Regions from separate parts of the Homo sapiens genome. Here all the other regions are linked to region 3. The links are chromatin loops, found by intact Hi-C in ENCODE. Cell type or tissue: heart left ventricle. All regions are shown on one strand. Each heading gives the region's core, and the rest is flanking DNA. Links, peaks and the distances in the headings are about the cores only.

What was found. A loop is a pair of places that touch in the nucleus more often than their neighbours do. Peaks named below come from ENCODE experiments on the same cell type or tissue, not always from the same donor. Only the 100,000 strongest peaks of a DNase experiment are listed, where the experiment ranks them.
Region 1: it touches region 3 in a loop (3-fold over the local background); 13 of 110 quality-filtered maps call a loop at or near these places.
Region 2: it touches region 3 in a loop (5-fold over the local background); 14 of 110 quality-filtered maps call a loop at or near these places.

Annotation. Positions count from the first base shown.
Region 1 is chr6:151,332,522-151,337,540 of GRCh38, reverse strand. The region is part of intron 3 of AKAP12 (A-kinase anchoring protein 12); the gene reads right to left. Among named protein-coding and RNA genes, the nearest start is that of ZBTB2, 57 kb to the left of the region's middle. In heart left ventricle, for the core only: CTCF peaks have their summits at 2,302 and 2,504 (motif pointing right); no DNase peak of the experiment used is centred there.
Region 2 is chr6:150,665,901-150,670,919 of GRCh38, reverse strand. The region is part of intron 2 of PLEKHG1 (pleckstrin homology and RhoGEF domain containing G1); the gene reads right to left. Among named protein-coding and RNA genes, the nearest start is that of PLEKHG1, 69 kb to the right of the region's middle. In heart left ventricle, for the core only: a CTCF peak has its summit at 2,290; a DNase peak (open chromatin) is centred at 2,319; H3K27ac peaks cover 1,502 bases.
Region 3 is chr6:150,416,051-150,421,069 of GRCh38, reverse strand. No RefSeq gene overlaps it. Among named protein-coding and RNA genes, the nearest start is that of IYD, 50 kb to the right of the region's middle. RefSeq lists enhancers at 1,103-1,669, 1,683-1,977, 1,670-2,238. In heart left ventricle, for the core only: CTCF peaks have their summits at 1,865 (motif pointing left), 2,527 and 2,726 (motif pointing left); a DNase peak (open chromatin) is centred at 1,839; H3K4me3 peaks cover 1,134 bases; H3K27ac peaks cover 1,173 bases.

The DNA of each region.
Region 1 (5,019 bases), core at 1,231-3,730, 920 kb before region 3:
CTTTCTTTCTTTCTTTTTTTTTTTTTTTCGAGACGGAAACTCTTATTGCCCAGCCTGGAGTGCAATGGCGCGATCTCGGCTCACTGCAACCTCCGCCTCCTGGGTTCAAGCGATTCTTCTGTCCTAGCCTCCCAAGTAGCTGGGATTACAGGCGCCCGCCGCGACGCCCGGCTAATTTTTTGTATTTTTAGTAGAGACGGGGTTTCCACATCTCTACTAAACTGTAGAGACTGGTCTCGAACTCCTGACCTCAGGTGATCTACCCACCTTGGCCTCTCAAAGTGCTGGGATTACAGGTGTGAGCCACCGGACCTGGCCTGAAGTTATTTTTTTTAAAAAATCACTTGGAAGAATGCACTCGGAATTGCAGGTAACTACTAAAAATTATAGAAAACAACAAAATATAGAGTGATGATTTACCCAACCTGATTTTAGAGGAGGCTATCCGATATTTGCTTCACATTACATACCATAATATAAATTTTATCTACGTATTAAACAACAAGAAAACGACTTAACTTTCCCCCACCAAAGAGAGAAAAAAAATTCAGGCAGAGGGGAAGAAAATTAAAGAGCAGAAGTTCTGGGGACAGACTGGTGTTTAAATTTTAGCTGTACCACTTACTAGCACCGGGTCCTTGGGCAAAATCTCTGTTCTTAGACATTTCTCAAAAGAAGACATACAAACGGCAAAGAAACATACAAAAACATTCTCAGCATCACTAATTATCAGAGAAATGCAAATTAAAACCACAATCTTGCACCAGTCAGAATGGCTATTTATTATTTATTTATTTTGAGACAGAGTCTCGCTCTGTCGCCCAGGCTGGAGTGCAGTGGTGTGATCTCAGTTCCACTGCAACCTCCACCTCCTGGGTTCAAGCAATTCTGTCTCAGCCTCCCGAGTAGCTAGGATTACAGCCACATGCCACCGCGCCTGGCTAATTTTTATATTTTTAGTAGAGACGGGGTTTCACCATGTTGGCCATGTTGGTCTTGAACTGCTGACTTCAGGTGATCCACCTGCCTCAGCCTCCCAAAGTGCTGGGATTATAGATGTGAGCCACTGTGCCTAGCCAAAATAGCTATTATTAAAAAGTCAAAAAACAACAGATGTTCGCACAGATGTGGAGAAAAGGGAATATTTATACATTGCCAGTGGGAATGTAAATTAGTAAGAGAGCTATAGAAAACAATATGGAGATTTCTCAAGGAACAAAAAACAGAACTACCATTCCACACAGCAATCCCATTATTTGGCATCTACCCAAGAGAGATAAAATCAGTTTATCAAAAAGATGCCTGCACTTGTATGTTTCTTGCAGCACTATTCACACTAGCAAAGTCATGGAACCAACCCAAGTGTCCATCAAAGTTTGACTGGATAAAGAAAATGTGGTCCATATACACCATGGAATACTATGCAGCCATGAAAAAGAAGGAAATCATGTCCTTTGCAGCAACATGGAAGGATCTGGAGGCCATTATCCTAAGTAAAATAACTCAGAAACAGAAAGTAAAATGCTGCATATTCTCATAAATGGTAGCTAACCAATGAGTACACAGGGACATAAAGATGGAAATAATAGACACTGGGTACTCTAAAAGGGAGGGAGGGTGGAAGGGAAGTGAGAGTTGAAAAATAGTATTGAGTACAATGTTCACCACTCCGGTGACGGGTACACTAGAGCCCAAACCTCACCATTATGCAATATATCCAGGTAACAAACCTATATATGTATCCCCTGAATCTAAACGAAAAATAAGGCCAGGTGCAGTGGCTCACGGGGCTGTAATCCCAGCACTTTGGGAGGCCGAGGCAGGAGGATCGCTTTGGGGTCAGGAGTCTGAGACCAGCTTTGGGCAACACAGTCAAACCCCGTCTCTACTAAAAATACAAAAGTTAGCTGGGCGTGGTGGTGCATCTTATAATCCCAGCTACTTGAGAGGCTGAGGCAGGAGGATTGCTTGAACTTTCGAGGTGGAGGTGGCAATGAGTGGAGATCGTGCCACTGCACAGGTGACAGAGTGAGTCTCCATCTCAAAAACAAACAAACAAACAACAGTAAAAATAAAAATAAAATGAAAATCTCTGTTCTTAGTGTCCTCACCTATAACATAAGTCACTTACATTATAGGTGAGGACACTAAGGCTGGTTATGAGGATGAAGTATCAGTTGGCTTTCTATAAAAATAACAAAAACTTTAATATTTTTGCTTGTTTTCTTCAGAATAGAACGACTTATTTTACTTTTTGCCAATTCCAAACATAATCAGTATAAATTGTAGAAGACTTTAAAATACAGAGAATAGGGAAAATTTTTCATAAGTACAACATCCAGATAATCACTATTTGTGTTGTTTTCTGAATAAAGTCTTCAAAACTAAGACCTAATGGCTGCACAATTTGTTTTTCTGTCCCCATGGTTAGATAATGTCCAATTTTCACCATCACGCTTTGTCAAAAACATTCCCGAGTATAAAATCATTGTCCAAATGCCTGAATGAGTTTTGGACAGAAGAGGGCAGTATTGAACAGCTTTCAGCTCTGCTGAACCAGAAAGCTCTTGATTTTCAGGACCAGAAGTCACTGAAAATCGCCAATACAAAATGTTGAAGGCCGGGCGCGGCGGTTCACGCCTGTAATCCCAGCACTCTAGGAGGCCGAGGCGGGCAGATCACGAGGTCAGGAGATCAAGACCATCCTGGCTACCACGGAGAAACCCCGTCTCTACTAAAAAAATACAAAAAATCAGCCGAACATGGTGGCGGGCGCCTGTAGTCCCAGCTACTCGGGAGGCTGAGGCAGGAGAATGGCGTGAACCCGGGAGGCGGAGCTTGCCGTGAGCCGAGATCGCGCCACTGCACTCCAGCCTGGGCGACAGAGCAAGACTCCGTCTCAAAGAAAAAAAAAAAAAGTTGAGATGCACTCTTTTTTATTTTTTTGAGACGGAGTCTTGCTCTGTCGCCCAGGCTGGAGTACAGTGGCATGATGTCAGCTCTCTGCAGCCTCTGCCTCCAGGGTTCCAGCGATTCTCCTGCCTCAGCCTCCTGAGTAGCTGGGACTACAGGCACTCACCACCACGCCCCGCTAAATATTTCTATCTTTAGTAGAGATGGGGTTTAGCCATGTTGGCCAGGCTGGTCTCGAACTCCTGACCTCAGGTGATCCACCTGCCTCGGCCTCTGAAAGTGTTGGGATTACAGGCGTGAGCCACCGCTCCCAGCTGAGATGCACTTTCAAATCTTGTGAAGCTGAATGTGACATTGTGCCTATTTTTTACCACCCTGACTTCCTGCATCAACATTTCAAGGGGAGAAAAGGAGCACATAATAGTATGTCTCAAGTTAACTCCCTATCTTCTAGTTTTCTTTATTTGCACCATGTAAAGATGCAGATCCCTTTTCTGTTTTTGTTTTGTGTTTGTTTTTGTAGAGATGGAGGAACTGGCTATGTTGCCCAGGCTGGTCTTGAACTCCTGGCTTCAAGTGATCCTCCCACCTCAGCCTCCCAAAGTGCTGGGATTACAGACATAAGCCACAGAGCCTGGCCAGATGCAGGTCCTTTACCCCAAGTATGGGTCAAAGGTGGCCAGGACCCTTCTTCCTGTGCTGACCTCCCCCTCCTCACCTCCTCTTCTTCACTTTTTTCGCTTTCCCCAGCCCAACTGTACATGACACACCAAAATCACCCCCACATTTCCCAGGTTCTTGCTGCAGGTAAAGAGTCCCAAACAAGACCACCATCATTCCCTTCTAGTTTGTGGTGAGCAGAAACCTTTCATTTTTTTTTTTTTTTTTGAAGTCACAGTCTTGCTCTGTTGCCCAGGCTAGAGTGCAGTGGTGCGATCTCGACTGCAGCCTCCACCTCCCGGGTTCAAGCAATTTTCCTGCCTCAGCCTCCCGAGTAGCTGGGACCACAGGCGCCCGCCACCATGCCCAGCTAATTTTTAGTAGAAACAGAGTTTCGCCATGTTGGCCAGATTGGTCTCAAACTCCTGACCTCAGGTGATCCGCTCATGTCGGCCTCCCAAAGTGCTGGGATTACAGGCGTGAGCCACTGCGCCCGGCCTGAGAAAGTATTTTTACATGCTCCCTGCATGCTGGTTGTGAATGAGTTAAAGACTGTAGCTTAGTGAACACAGCGGGAGGCTGTTAAATGCATTATAAAATAGCCTAAAAGATGTGGGGGCGGCAGGCAGGAGAGGCTCAGACCAGAGGCTCAACCCACTCCCACTGCTGGGAGTGAAGGGAGTGATTGATAAGAGGCCTCTAAAAATAATGGAGGGGGCTTCCAGGACAGGCAGCCAGTGCTAACCCGTGCAGGCCTGGCACAGTGGAATCCATTCACAACCACCCTTCATCACAGCTTTCCGTTAGGGCGCTTCTTTTAATTCAAAACTCCTATGGAATTTTCATCTGCCTTAGATTTGTCCGACTGGCTACAAAGAGGAAAACCAAAAAGCTCCATCTTTGATTTGGGATCACTGATATGTGGATGTACTTTTTGGTGCCCCTAAAACCTCCTCTGATTTTGGAGTGGTCTTTTCCACACAATGTATAGTTTTTTAACTCATGTGTGATTGAATGACCCCGCCATTTTTAAACACGCTGCTATCCGCCCAAGTCTCTCCCATGCCCAGAAAGCCCAGTCGTGGTGCTCACGTACTCACTGGTGCTGAGGTTCGGCCAGAAACAATTCCAGCATCCCACTAGGTCACAAAGATGGCCAAAATGTTAAAGGGAGTGGTCGGTGTGTCCCCCGTAGAAGCCTCTGGAGCCCGAATTCACAGGCACCTCCGTCTTCGTACTGTCCTGCTAGTCACTGGTCTTTTCCCACCCTGTAGACACTTCAAAGCGCAGGAAAAAGACTAATCCTTCCAACAGGCCACATACCCATGTGTGATACAGTCTTGTATTGACAGGGCTTTCGACATCAACCATTAGTGAAACAACATCATCCATGCCTTGTTTCTCAAGAGAATATTACTACAGAAACCAAATATTTCTATACCCTTC
Region 2 (5,019 bases), core at 1,223-3,722, 250 kb before region 3:
AATGATACAATGGACTTTGGAGACTTGGGGGAAAGAATGGGAGGGGGGGGCAAGGGATAAAAGCCTATAAATATGGTGCAGTATATTCATGGGTGATGGGTACCACTAAAGAACTTACTCATATAACAACAACAACAATAATAAAATAACACAGAAAAAGAAGCAACATAAGCGTTAACATTATGTCATTTCCCTCAGCCAAATGGACTATGTGGGGTCAACAACCAACAGACCCTTTAGCTATCTATGTATGCTCATGTGGCCCAGGGTTTCCCCACTCTTCCCAGGATAAATAGGGAACTCCAAAGTTTTGCTGAATGAGCACAAGAATGCAAAAGCATTTTTTATTACCCTTAGTTCTAGGACTGACATGTTGGTACAACTCCAGGGGGCGCCCATGCTCAGATTTGTGACTGGTACTGGTAGCGCATGCTGCGGCTGTGTAGCGTAGGTGGCTGCCCTGCTCAGGGCTTCGATGTTGTCCTTCTGGGTTAGCCTTCCATCTCTGTGCCTTGTTCTTAGGTTTACTCTTTATTACAAACGCAACGTTTATCTTATACATGGCTTTAAAAATATGAACAAATATGAACAAAATAGAACATATTCCTTATAAAGTCAATGAAATAAAGGTCAGTGGAAGGCTATGAAAAGAAAAACCTGTGTAAGTTGATTTTTTATTAGAAAAAAACCCACAATGTTACTGATTTTTGAAAATTGATTCCTCATTGTTTATTTACTTTGAAAACATAAACATATGTGAAAATACTGTATAATCAATATTTTTCTTCTATCAAAATCCATGGGGCTTATGAAGAAAAATAAACAATTATCTCATTGAGGACCAAGGGTAAAAATTAATAAAGCCACTGTTTTCTTTAAACACAAAAATCCCTTAGTTATCCCAGGAATGGTTTGAAAAGGAAATTAGAAATACATTTTAGGATCAAAATCTGGGTTATGGCAATGTCCACATGAAGAGCATTTTTGGTAAGGACCTGATTGAAGTTTAAGAAATCATTCTTGGCCAGGCATGGTGGCTCACGCCTGTAATCCCAGCACTGTGGGAGGCCGAGGTGGGTGGATCGCCTGAGGTCAGGAGTTCGAGACCAGTCTGGCCAACATAGTGAAACCCTGTCTCTACTAAAAATACAAAAAATTAGCTGGGCGTGGTGGCAGGCGCCTGTAATCCCAGCTACTCGGGAGGCTGAGGCAGGAGAAACGTTTGAACCTGGGAGGTGGAGGTTGCAGTGAGGCATGATCGCGCAACTGCACTCCAGCCTGGGCAACAAGAGCAAAACTCCCATCTCAAAAAAAAAAAAAAAAAAAGAATAATTCTTTACACAGCATAGGATGATGCCGAAAGGACTAAATACACAGTTCCAGTAACTTTGACATCGAGTAAGGTATTAAAAGTAATTTAGGCAAAAATTTAACCCCAAAGAACGTCGCGTTATTTTATCCATTAGCTAAAGGGTTAATTCTCCCCACAGACTGAAGCCTTATGGGTTCAAGCTGATGCAATTATAAGGGAGTTAGACATCAAACTAGGTCAGAGAATGACCTCGGTAGGCAATCAAAAACCATCTCAGAAGCCTCTTCAACCCCCCATCTATCCAGGCAAAAGTCATCTTTTCTCCTCACTCCTACTCATTCTGTACAGCAAAAACACATCCCAGCTATCTACAGTGATGTGTCTTCAAGGCTTTCTCCCCTCTCTATTTGAGGGCTAGATCTAAGTCAGGAGCCTCCTTTTGTCTTTCCTGAACCCACAGTGGGGCTGTGCAAATGTTTGAGTTAAAAAATGAACATCAGTGTTTACAGGGATCTTATTTTAGGCTTTCCTCAGAACTAAGTAGGGGAGAAACAAAGAAAAGCCTGCAAAAAAAGGCCCTAGTTAAACTGTTTAAAAATAAATCCAGATTAACAATGGCATGGAGTCATCACTGCAATAAAATGCAAAGATGACGGCCAGATACTTGAGCTACATTGCTCACAATAATTCAGCTGCCATTTTATTTATATTTAAGGTCAAATAAGACAAATCTTGTTTTGTATTACTTTGTACAAAGCAGGGGGACTAGAGAGAATTTTACATTTCATATCATCAGAAGACTAAAATATTTTTCCAGAAACAAATCAAAATTTAAATAAGTGAAACATGAAATTTTTAACCTTTACCATACTCTGCCCTACAAATAATCAACTTATTTTCAGTGATTACACATAAAGCATTCCGGTTTTAAAGTCCTTTGTGCTAGAGTTTCAGGTCCGGCCTGATTAGGAACACTGCGCCCAGCTGAGTGGAATGTGGAACTCCTACTTGGTCATCGGCCAGCAAGACTCCATGGCAACCACTATGTTTCGACAGATCAAAGGAGAGTTGAGCACTCAGGAATTGTCTCAGACTACCCAATAATAGACACTACATTTAATATGAGTACACTTTCTCAAATGGACCATTAAATTTTATTGTAGAAGAACTCAAAATATCATGTACAAAAATTCCAGAAACTTACAAAGGGAACTGTTGGCTCTCCAAGAAAACCATCATTCCTTTTTTTGGAACTGGACTACAGGGAGTTGAAAAATCTTTGAGGGAGCCATAAAGAATCCAATCACTTTTTACTTTGTTTAGATGGTGTTCTAGCTGTTGAAGGCTCCCATGATAATTTTGTGTTCTGTTTTTAGCAGAAGTTACAGGTAGGGCAGCCAATGCTTTATGTCTGCTTTTGGCAAGCACAAGCAACAGTGAGTTTCTCACTTCAGGCTATGTGTGGGCACATGAAACCTTCACTAATTCAAAGAAAGCTTTCACAGCCAACAGCAACCAGTTTAGAAAAACAGCAATGAGACTTTCGGCATCAATCTTCACTTTCATATTCCTGGAAAGACCTATTGCACGTATTTTAGCCGCCCTTGTATACAAGATAATCTTCAAACCTTCTGCTCTGAATTCTTTTTTATACACACATCTTACAAAAAGACAAGAGGCCTTGAACATTTTAATACCTGCTGATGGGCTGGAAAAGCTTTTAAAGGAATAAGTAGCACTCTACCACAAGAAGACAGTATTTTTACTTGTGACTGCTGATGGATTCACTATCCCTTGTAGTTCTAAAGGAGAGTCACCTCTACTTTTCACAGTTTCATTTATTTGCAGACTTCTGAATTCAGCTTTTCTAAAAGTTCTCTAGCAGCATAGAGGGTGTGTGAGGAAAACCGGGTAATATTATTTCCTAGGCAATTTTAATGCAAATTCAATGCAGGAAAATATTCCTGCTTGAATTAATAAAACATTGTTTAGCCAAATCTGTTGCAAATAGGAAAAAGTAGACTGCTATAAATAAAAGTAATAAACCACAGGAGGCTGTCCTTGGATTCTGTACTTCAGACTACTATTTTCCAAGATACCTTATGATCCTAAATTGTAACAAACAGAAGTATGTTCTGCCTTGAACCCCATTTTAGTGTCATATTAAGACAACATAATGCTGTTTAGTACATATATGTTGAAAACACAAGACTTGGCTGAACAGATAATAGAAACAGCCTTTTCAGAGTCAATCCTTAGTCAAAGGCTAAGTATTCACAAAATCATATGTAGAAACTCTTTTTAAAAAAATTATGTCCGCAGCAATATAATATTTAAAAAGACTGGTGAGCAAACATTTTAGGGATGCTAAAAACTTGAAATATTAGTAGTTAGCTAACTAAAGGTGATGCAGACCCAACCCTAATATATGTTTAGACAGGCCCAGTTTTCATGCTATATGATTTAAATAGCTTGGCATCCCTAAGCATTGTACACACACACACAAACACACACACACCCCCTTTTGGAGAAAATTTAAAAATCTTATCAGGCTGGGCGCAGTGGCTCACGCCTGTAATCCCAGCACTTTGGGAGGCCGAGTTGGGTGGATCACGAGGTCAGGAGATCGAGACCATCCTGGCTAACGCGGTGAAACTCCATATACTAAAATATAAAAAAATTAGCCGGGTGTGGTGGTGGGCACCTGTAGTCCCAGCTACTTGGGAGGCTGAGGCAGGAGAATGGTGTGAACCCGGGAGGCGGAGATTGCAGTGAGCCGAGATTGCGCCACTGCACTCCAGCCTGGGCGACAGAGTGAGACTCCATCTCAAAAAAAAAAAAAAAATTATCAATGCAGCTGGTATGATGGCAACTGTATGAAGCTAGAAGGCAAGATATCTTGATTCCAGCTCAGTCTCTGACATGAACTTGCTGTGCACGTTTGATGGTATTGCCAGCTCTCTCCAGACTGCAATTTTCTCATCAATAACATGAGATACTTAGGAGTAGGTCTTTTCTGTGTCTGCAATGAACACCTAGGTACTGCAGAGGTGAGCAAAGGGAGTGGTAGAGACACTGGGCTCATTGGTTATCTGATCCTGCCCCAAGCAGAGAAGATGGAGCAAGCTGGCAAACAGACGCAAGTTAGCAATGAACGGACCAACACAGCCGAAGCAGAGGGAGTGTGGGATGGGGAAGTGACAGGAGCTGCAGCTGGTCAGACCATGGAAACCCTTGAGGGTGGGAGACAGTGTTATCCTGTGGCGAACTCAGTGTAATGAGAGGAAGGCCAAGTTTATGCTTGTTCCTAAACTCTCTTCCCTGGGCGCCATTCCAACCTGAATGCATCAGTTGACTTCAGACAACCACAACTCCATTGGATTGCAGAAAGTGGAACATCTGACCCTTTTAATACATTTTGTCCAGGAAGCTGCATTATATTTATAGAACTTGACTCTTTTCATCCAGAGTACTGCCAGGGTAGAGGAAGGACTCAGAAGAAACCACATATTTCTGTTGCTATGCTTTTGTTTTTTAACAGGAAATTGTTGTCTAAACGAGAGCATTTCCAACGTGGAAAGACATGAGGGGGACATCAGACCACCTACAGGATAACCATTACACAGGAGAGATGGAGGCAAGGCCCCACCCCATCATGGGCAGATGGCTCAGTGAGGCCAAGTTTATACATTATGGATTCCTTTAGC
Region 3 (5,019 bases), core at 1,570-4,069:
GAAAAGTTATGGTCAGAAAAAGGAAAGTGACACACAGAAAACAGAAGTGAGGTGCAGAAACAGCTGGATTGGTTACATCTTGGCATTTACCTTATTTGAACATGGCTTGAACAGTTGGCCCCCTTTGATTGGCCAAAACTCAATGATTGTCACAGAAATAGGTTACAGTCTGTTTATACCTCCATTTAATGTATAGCTCACCATATAGGGAGAAACCTTTAGGCTAAATTTAGAATATGTAAGGAGGCAGCTTTAGGCTAAACTTGATTTAACGTGTGTGTATGGTAGATATCAGAATACTTTGCAACAATATCCATGTTCTCTTCTTCTTGAGATAGGTCCTTGGGACTAGTTCTTATGAATGGGATGTAAGCAGAAATTATGTATGTCATCTTCAGACTGAGGCGGTTGAGTGGAATGTGATTTATCCATTTGCCCTCTCTTTTGTCACCTGTTGATAGGATGCAAAGCATTGGTAGAGGGAACCATGGTACTAGAAGATGACAGAGCAACCAGTTTGAAAGAGCCTGGATCCCTGAATGAATGTATGGAGCAGGGCTCTCTCTCTGTTGAATGGTGATGAGAGTGAGAAATAAACCTTCATTGTACAAAGCCACTGAAATGGTTTTTTGTTACTGCAGCAAGTATTACTTGCTGCTACTAATGCCAAGTATAAATCATATTTAAATCTTTGCCATCCTGGGATTCAATTTAATTATACAAAACTAAATTCATGTCTACTTTAATATTCATGTTTTCTCATAGAAGATACCATTTTTTAAATAATAGGAGCGCCAAGCCCCAGAACATAGCTCTAAGGTGAAAATGTATAATGTCATAACTTATTACATGACATCTGGGTCAAGAGAATAGAGAAGACGGTGGGGTTTAAAAATAAAAAGTAAATAAGGGTTATAAAAAATGCAATACTATATAAAAATTGATCCAATGTATTCAAAAATTAAAGACTCTCTATCTCTTAATAAATACCAAAGTACCACAAGATTCTTTATATACACCAAGGACTAGGCAAGTAGAAAAAACAAACAAACAACTTTAACCTTATAATTCTAGAATGAAGGATCATCTCCAGAGTCCTCAGTAGGGCGCTTATAAACAGCTCCTAAAATCTTGTCAGCACAATCAAGGGCTGTTTCTCAATCTCTTTGTATAAAAAACTAGATTCTGTATTAGTCTGTTCTCAGGCTGCTAATAAAGACATACCCAAGGCTGCGTAATTTATAAAGGAAAGAAGTTTAATTGACTCACAGTTCCATGTGGCTGGGGAGGCCTCACAATCATGGCAGAGGACGAAGAGGAACCAAGACACATCTTACATGGAGGCAGGCAAGAGAGCGTGTGGAGGGGAACTGCCCTTCATAAAACCATCAGATCTCATAAGACTTACTCACTATCACAAGAATAGCACGGAAAAGGCCCACCCTCCCAATTCAATTACCTCCTAGGGGGTCCCTCCCACTGCATGTGGGAATTATGGGAGCTACAATTCAAGGTGAGATTTGGGTGGGGACACAGCCAAACCATATCAGACTTTATTCATTTTGGTTCTTCCTTTGAGGAAACTGAGTCCCATAAGGAAATGGAGGAAAACATGGCCAGCAGTGCCAACTCTCACCCCATTCACTTCCCGCCCTCAAGGGTGTGCTGCCCTTTCCTTAGCACCACCCACTCCAGGGCCGTCACCATCGCAGTGGGGGCTCTCCGTGTTTCCTGAGATCTCAAACCCAAGCGTTTCTTGGGGCAGCAGCGGGGGGCCTCGCCATGGAACTCCCGGCTCCCACGAGGGCTTCCGTGCCTGCTGGCTCTTCCGGCTTTGAGCGTCCGCACGAGAAGCCCCCTGCTGGCCACATTCATGGCGTGGGGACCTCGGGCTAAATAAATTTCATTTCTCTCTTCTCCCTCCTAAGTGTCTTCCACTATTTTCCTTTGTTGGCTCTGGACTTGTTCTAAATGCAGCCCTACTAAACTTTCGGGGGGCCTGAGTGTTTCTGGCATTAAGGGGTGCAGTGGGGCGGGGGGTGCAGAGGGGCTGGGGCTGCGCTGGGAGATGGCGTTGTGTTAAGTGAACGTGGACACAGTGGTATTTACAGCCTCACTAACGTGCCTTGTCTTGCTGCCCTAGCCTCTGACTGTGAATAAAACACTTCTCCTATTTTTTTTTTTAAGACAAATGACAAATAAAGCTGGGTGAAGAAAGTAATCATTTACTTTGTGTCTTCGGACATGACATTTCTTTCCTAACATCTTTCGGAAAGCTGGAGTTCCCTAATGCCCTGCTAAAGAAAATGATTGACATCTTTCAGAGGGCTAGGAAATTTATGCGCTGGAAAACAATTTCCAGGACGTTGGAGATGAGTAATTTCCCTCTCTATCACTATGTGTACAAAAGAAAAGGGACCCAGGGCGCTGATGTAACTGTATGAAAAATAAATGTGTGGCAAAGGAATAGTAAAAATACTTGAACTGAAAACAAAGAGAAGTAATCATTTTTTATAGTTTGGCTGTAGTCACTGAACAATTGATTTAGATGACTAAGTCTAACACATCTGTATTTACACGATCTGGAAGACATAAATTACTAACACGTAGAAAAATTTTGGAGAGGGGAAGTAAACTACAGCTTAAGTATCTGATGAAGTAATCTAGCAAGACTCACTTTTTCATTTCTGCTGAAGTCTTGATTACATCTAGCATGACTGTGCCATCTAGTGGTTTCACAGTAACTGCCTCGAGTTGGAGGATACAGTTCGGAAAATTGCTTTGAATATCCCATGAACTCTTGGGTAGGTGCAAAAGTAATTGCTGGTTTTGCCATTAAAACAGCAATTTCTTTTGCACAAAAATGGCCCAATAAGAAAGAGATTGAAAGAGTATTTCCACGGCACCCACACGCAGCTAGTTCTGAATTACTTAAGCCAATCATGGCATGAAAGCTCATGAACTTCACACAAATGCCTCAATTCAAACCACTGATTTCATCATCTAAAAGCATCTACTCGGTGTCAAAATGCGTATTGTGGCTGTATATCAAAGACACCATCAGGGTCTGTGGGCTTTGTCACTGTCCCCAGATGTTTATCTGCTGAGGAGAGGAGATGCAGGCTTCTCTTTCCTCTGTTTACAAGGTGCTAAGAGATACTGAGAATATCTGTAGCAACTAATAAGATCACAGAAGAACCCCCAAACTCAATAGCCATCCATCAACCAACCAAAGGCTGATGTTATTCACACAATAACGTTGACTTCCCCATATTTCTTGCTCTGAAATTTTGGGGATCTTTGATCATTTTAGCTTTAAAGTTGGAGCCCAGCCACACCAGCTTGTGATCTCTCTTCCTCTACCTGGAATCCCCTGCTCTCTCATCTGCGTTCTGGAGGCCACCAGTGCCCACCTAAGGTTGTTCCCAGCTCGCAAGTATCCCCAGTTCTGTGCAGTTCCCTGCTGAGCCACTCACATTCTCAACTGCGGGGACCTCAATGGCAATCACAGTACGAGAGCCACAAGAAACTCAGGGAAGAAAAATTAGAAAACAGCCTCCAGATCTCCAGGGAAGGAATAGTCATAGTTTATGTTACAAGTTGTTTTGAATAACTGCACACTTCATGTAGATCTATAAAAACGTCAATGTACAGAGTGGTAAAACAGCTAGGCTAAGAGGGGAGCAAGGCGGGGCCAGAACCCTCTATAACCTTTGGAAATGTTAGAGAAATGGAAAAGTGCCATAATTTTTTAAACATAATTCTACTTATTCCAAATCATTGACACGATTTTGAGATATAATTTACATTACATAAAATTCACCATTGAAAAGAGTGCAGCCGAGTGGTTTTTAGTATATTCGCAAAGCTGTGTAACCATCACCTCAAACTGATTTTAGAACATTTTCATTACTCCTAAAATAAACCCATATCCACAGCAATCACTCCCAATGCTCCCTTCCTGCTCCAGCCCTTGGAAATCACAAATGTACTTTCTATCTCTATGGATTTGCCTATTCTGGACATCTTACACAAATGGAATCATACAATATGTGGCCTTTGGTGTCTGACTTCTTTCACTCAGCATGTTTTCAAAGCTTGTCCATCTTGTAGCATCACAGTACTTTCTTTCTTTTTATGGCTGAATGATATTCTGTTGTATGGGTATACCAAACTTTACACATTCATTAATTGATGGACACGTGTTGTTTCTACTTTTACTATTATAAATAATCCCACTATGAACATTCTTACACAAGTTTTTTTATACATAATTTTTTTTCAGTTTTTGTACATGAATATTTTCAAATGCTCTTGGGTATGTATATCTAGGAGTGGAATTTCTGGTTTACATGGTAATTCCATGTTGAGAATTCTATGTGACAATTCTTTAACTCTGAAAAACTGTCCAGTTGTTTTCAGCAGCATCTGCACCATTTTACATTCCCACCAGCAATGTATGAGGGCTCTAATTTCTCTATATTCTTGCCAACACTTGTTATTTTCTGTGTTTAAAAAATATATTACCATTATAGCCATCTTAGTAGACATAAAGTGGTCATTGGTTTTATTTTAAAGAGCAAAAATTAATGCAAATACAGACTAGAAAACAAATCAATGCCCTTTGGAGATTGAAAAGATCCCATTATAATAAAGTCAACTACATGCTTCTGTCTCACGTAGCACAGAGGAGAATAATTACACAGCCTGTTCAGGTACAGACTTTGCTACTAGGGCATTTGTAGGATGAGGGTGTGAGTCAGAACTGTCTTCATTCATCCCACTGATGCAAGAAGTTTCTCTACAATTTATCTGACAGTTAATCATTTCATTCGATTTATCCAGTGGCAGGAAACTCTTTTCTTACCATTTTATTTATAATTTCTAGAATGCCCTTCTTGACATTTTCAATTTGTCATCTTATAACCTCCTGTAAAGTTTAAAACCAAGTGACAAATTTTAAAGTATACCAAGCCACCTCCCATGTCCTCAGTCTCAATATTTCTTTCCATGAAGCCA